Linked DNA regions of Mus musculus: region 1 is linked to region 2. The links are chromatin loops, found by intact Hi-C in ENCODE. Cell type or tissue: left cerebral cortex. All regions are shown on one strand.

What was found. A loop is a pair of places that touch in the nucleus more often than their neighbours do. Peaks named below come from ENCODE experiments on the same cell type or tissue, not always from the same donor. Only the 100,000 strongest peaks of a DNase experiment are listed, where the experiment ranks them.
Region 1: it touches region 2 in a loop (2.2-fold over the local background); 2 of 42 quality-filtered maps call a loop at or near these places.

The regions. Positions count from the first base shown.
Region 1 is chr1:34,438,517-34,441,016 of GRCm38, forward strand. Ccdc115 (coiled-coil domain containing 115) reads right to left here and starts at 1,156. Exons shown (of 5, transcript NM_027159.2): 1 at 712-1,156; 2 at 527-630; 3 at 334-416. The coding sequence starts at 822. It overlaps Imp4 (IMP4, U3 small nucleolar ribonucleoprotein), which reads left to right and starts at 1,313. Exons shown (of 9, transcript NM_178601.3): 1 at 1,313-1,411; 2 at 1,525-1,633. The coding sequence starts at 1,409. In left cerebral cortex, a CTCF peak has its summit at 1,560; DNase peaks (open chromatin) are centred at 928, 1,228 and 1,565; H3K4me3 peaks cover 2,199 bases; H3K27ac peaks cover 717 bases.
Region 2 is chr1:34,290,045-34,292,544 of GRCm38, forward strand. Dst (dystonin) reads left to right here. Exons shown (of 103, transcript NM_001276764.1): 91 at 315-503; 92 at 1,743-1,872. Among named protein-coding and RNA genes, the nearest start is that of Gm26788, 110 kb to the left of the region's middle. In left cerebral cortex, a CTCF peak has its summit at 980 (motif pointing left); a DNase peak (open chromatin) is centred at 489.

The sequences.
Region 1 (2,500 bases), 150 kb after region 2:
TCCCTCCTTGTGGTTTGACCAGATGCTGTGAACCAATCAGCTTAAACGCCAACATTCCTTTAACCCTCTTACCCAACCATGTTATGTCAAGGAGGCTTGGAATACACCCCATTCCCTTAGACCTCCTCGGGCGGCTCTCCTATCCTGTTACTTGAACCCTACCTATCAAAGTATAAGAACCCCACCCTCCCACACCCCCGCCCCCCAGACATTCAACTCTCCAGCTCAGACGCTCTCCATTAATCAGATTCCGAATGAAGCAATTTCCTTAAATGTTCAATGAGTTTTGTCTTTAGCGCTGAGTAAGGGCTGACAGGTGGAAAGGAGACTTACATGCTTCGCTAGGCCCCACTTCCTCGGGGGTCTGGGCGTCAGCTTTGATCACCCTGAAGGTCTGGGGTCCATCCTGGGCCTCGCTGGGAAAAAAAAAAAAAAAAAAAAAAAAAGGGAAGTTGGATCTCTGGCCGCGCCGGCCTAGGTCCTGCCCATCCACTCTCCAAGGGGGGGGGGGGGGGGGGGCGCTCACCTGGCACGCACGCAGACCTGAGGCTCCATACGCGAGGCATACTGCAGGGGTCCTACCGACTTGGCTCCCATGGCATAGCGAGCCTTGGCAAGTGAGAGCCAACCCTGGGGAGACAGGAGAGACTTGAGACTGTTTTCCCTCCCTGTGCCCGCTTTCTATCCCTCCTTCCATTCCCCGTGGCCCACCTCCTCCACCCTGGCGTTCAGCGCCGCCCGCTTCGCCTCCAGTTCCTCCAGGTCACTGAGCAGCTGTAGGCACTTGGAGTCCAACTCCTCTCGCAGAGCCTGGACCGCCATGGCCCAGCCAGTCTTGGGACACGCGCGGATGGGCGGAGCCACTTCCTTCCAAGCCGCCGAATCACTGCGCGGCCATGTGCATGACAGCCAATAAGCGCTCAAGATCCGCCCTTAGGGGGGCAGTACTAATCGTGACCCGGAAGTCAAAGGCTTCAACTTCCGGGTGATCCCTGTCACCAGCCAGGACGCGGATTAGCGCCTGGAGCGGGATACTTCTCGAATCCGATGGCTACCAAAAGTCGGACCTTAACTTGAATCTAGGAAGCCATGCGCACAGTTCCTGCTTTTACTCTTCGCTAGCCTGCTGCCTGACCAGCTCAAGCACCGGTGAAGCCGCAGACGGACTAACTAATCAGGACGGTCTTAGACCACGTGACATCCCAAATCCGGGTAATTAATTGGTTGCCCGTCTGACCAATCACCTTGCGACGCCCTCCTCCATTCGCCATCTTAAGATGGGGCACTCTGACCGGCAGTGGAATCGAGTGAAGCCTCTAAAGGCCTTTTTGGTTGAGGGCGGAAGTGATCACTGCGTGGTGCCAGCAGCGCCAGAAGAGTTGGGACTCGTGAGGGAGCGGCGCTCATCATGGTAGGATGTTTTGATTTCCTGTTCTGGTTTAGCGGGAAAGAAGGGGACTACGGGAGGGCTGAGTTGTGGTCCTCGGTGCTCCGAAGTGGATGGTGACCCTGTGTGTTCTCTAGCTCCGTCGGGAGGCTCGCCTGCGCCGCGAGTACCTGTACCGCAAAGCCCGGGAGGAGGCGCAGCGATCCGTTCAGGAGAAGAAGGAGCGAGTCAAGCGTGCTCTAGAAGGTAAGGCCTCCCTGTGCTGGTGGGTTACAAGTCCTTGCTCGAGCATACTACACGGAGGTGTAAACGCATTTGAACTTAATGTATTTGTATCAGGGTGGCTGGTCATCTTTCCTTTCTCTGCTCGTTAGGTAGGACCTCACTGCTCACTGGTTTCTGAATGATCCCACCATGTGATAGTATGGCCGTTTATGCTACAGTTGCCCATGTCTACAGGTTGATTGCCAGTTTTGCTTACAGAATATCTAGTTTTTATTTAGTTTTAAAACATTGCCTCTGTCGGGTGGCGGCGGCGCACGGTTTCAATCCCAGCCCTCGAGAGGCAGAGACAGGCCGATCCCCGAGTTCGAAGCCAGCCTGGTCTACATAATGAGTTCCAGTACAGCCAGAGCTAAAACAGAGAATCCCTGTCTCGAAAAACCAAAAACCAAACCAAATCAAGCAACAAACCAACAAAAAACCTTTGCCTCATCTAATTGATTCCCATCTTAGGGAATGGGTCTGCAAGAATCCTTGGTATTTGTTTTTGTTGTCTTCTTCAAAACAAAATTAGAAAAACCTGTTATTGATTGTTATAATTGTCTTGCATTTTAATTCTTCTTCCATTTAGAATTTGACATTCGTTTTACAGGTTAGTTTAAAACTTTGCCTTACATTAATTCACATTTTCATTTGCCCTAATAAATGAAGATCCTCTATCACAGAGCTTAATTGGAAATGTTCTATTTATCCCTATTTTGCTTTTGTATCTAAGGAACTTCATGTCTCCCGCCTGATTGATAGTACAATATCCCTGGTGCCAGTAATTAAATTCCGTTCCTGTAATTTAGGACTATAAAGTATATGTGTGTCATGTAACGTTTTTTTGAG
Region 2 (2,500 bases):
GCCGCTTCTGAAAGCTGCCTGGAGTAGGCATGCTTTAGAGAAGGTATACTTGAACATGAGAAAGCCCAAGGGATAAACAGGAGTAAACCTGGATGCTAGGTACATGGCTAACATTTTCCTGAGGACAGACATCCTCGAAAGGGGACTCGGTGCTTCCTCAGGCTGGATCTGAGAGCCACTGGCCAGATCTAGACTAGCAGAAAGCTTCCTAGGTCTAGCTCAGAAGGATCCTAGTTGACTTTTTAAATGGGTGTGGTTTACATTAATGAAACTAAGTTGCAAGAACCTGAGCGAGCTGTGTGTCCGTGCAACAGGTGCTGGCCTGGGCGAAGCAGCACCAGCAGAGGTTAGCAGGGGCGCTGGCTGGGCTCATCGCCAAGCAGGAGCTGCTGGAGACTCTGCTGGCATGGCTACAGTGGGCGGAAACCACACTGACCGAGAAAGATAAGGAAGTTATCCCCCAGGAGATCGAAGAGGTGAAAACCCTCATTGCAGAACACCAGGTAAAGAAACTCAATCCATCCCCTCGGGTGTCTCCTTTCTCTTGTTGCTAGGCTTCTCCAACCCGTTCCCAGACTAGTGAGCCTCTTGGCCCGCAGCTGCATTACAGCTGGTCTTATTTTAACTTGACTCTCCCTCTGGGCGGTCTGATCTCATTGCTGTGGCCCTGGCCTGCACTTACTTCCTTGTTTCCTATCTGCTTTTCCTCTGTCTTCTCAGATGAACAACCATGAATATTCCAAATGCAGCCTACTTAGAAAGGGGGTGCCTTCTCGTCCTCAGAGTGACTACTCACCCTGAGCACCCCACCTGTTTTAAATGCTGAAATGATGGCTTTCTATGTGCCCTGATTCATAGAATGTTTACTGGAGCTGGAGATATGGCTCAAAGGTTAAGAACACTTAGGAACTAAATTCAGTTCCTCAAAACCACATGTAAATTCAGTTTCGGGAATTGCAGCTCCCTCTTCTGACCTCTGCAGGCATTACACACAGGTGGTGTATATATTGACAAGCAACAACATACACACACACACAAAACTAAAAACAGAATTTTAAAATGTTAAATCTGTGTTATTGGTATCTACCTGTCCCAAAGTATCTCAGGTTATGTGGATATTATAATTATCACGGTGGCTCAAGTTTCCCAACATAAGAAACATTTGTCTGCCTTATGTTTTCCCGTCACTTTTGACCGCAGCCTCTGCCTTTCCTCAGCCAACATACCCAACGTGTAGGGACCAGTCGGCAGTAACAAGAAGCCAAGGAGATGCAATGAGGAGTAGCAGGATACTGAGCCTTTACAAATGTAACTTTTTAAATGTACCGCACTAATCTCACTGCTCCCTGTGACCAGTAGGAATCTCTGTGTTTAACATGGCCATCTTCCACCACTGTGTGCAAAGCAATTCAAGTTTTTTAAACTGTGTGGGAAGAATGCACGGCATCAGGAACATGTTCACTTAAACCCCTGGTGGAAGACCTTGGAAATTCAGACGGAGTTGATGCCGATAGCTAGGATGGCCTGCAGATGTTGTTTTTTCTGACTGAAAAGTGACAGTTTTGTTTTTTATTTGAACTTGCCTTTGGTCCGGTGTCAGGCTTTACCTTCTCCGGAAATCATTGAAAGCGCCAACTGTCACAGTTGCTTAATGGGATAATCCTTTAAAAATAATGGCACAGCCCTTTCACCCGGGGTTTTAATCTATACCGTGATTTAATTGACACCGTTTTCCCTTTCAGACCTTCATGGAAGAAATGACCAGAAAACAGCCCGACGTTGATAAAGTTACCAAGACCTATAAGAGGAGGGCCACTGACCCTCCCTCGTTACAGTCTCACATCCCCGTCTTGGACAAGGGACGAGCCGGAAGTAAGCTGGGGGCAGGTTATTTAAAATAAAGGTGGCTGAACAAGCCAGTTCCCTTTCTGTTTGACTTAGCGTTTGAAGTCTGAGAGAAAGCAGAACTCCATGTGAGCAGTCCACTTTTAAAGGTTTTCTAAAGAAAATGTGGCCTTTAAGGTTTTTTTTAGCCTTGTTTGTTTGTTTTGAAGTGAAATAAAAGGCTGCACTTAGGTACCTCTGTTTAACTTTGTTTAAAGTACACCTCTCAGATTGGAGAAGAAACTGGGGAAGGCTACAAGGACCCAGACCATCACCTCTTGGAAGCACATTCTCCTCTGGTGTAGAAGTAGCGACCAACCAGAGCTGACCCTGGTCTGGGTGGAGGGCAGGCTTGGGCTCTGTTGATGCACCTGTGGCTGCCTCGCTCTTTACTAATCCCCTAAGAGTCTAACCCCCAAGACGGCATTCAGAATGGTAGCTGTTAGCCGAGAATGTTAACAAGCACAGTCTACAATGTAGTACATTTTGTATATTTTTGAATGGTGTATTAGCTAGTTTGTTTTGGTTTTGTTTTGTTTCTAAGTGGGAGCAGAGCTGCTGTGATTGCTATGCTCTCACGGAAACCAGGAGATTGTATAAATGAAATGTGGGAGGC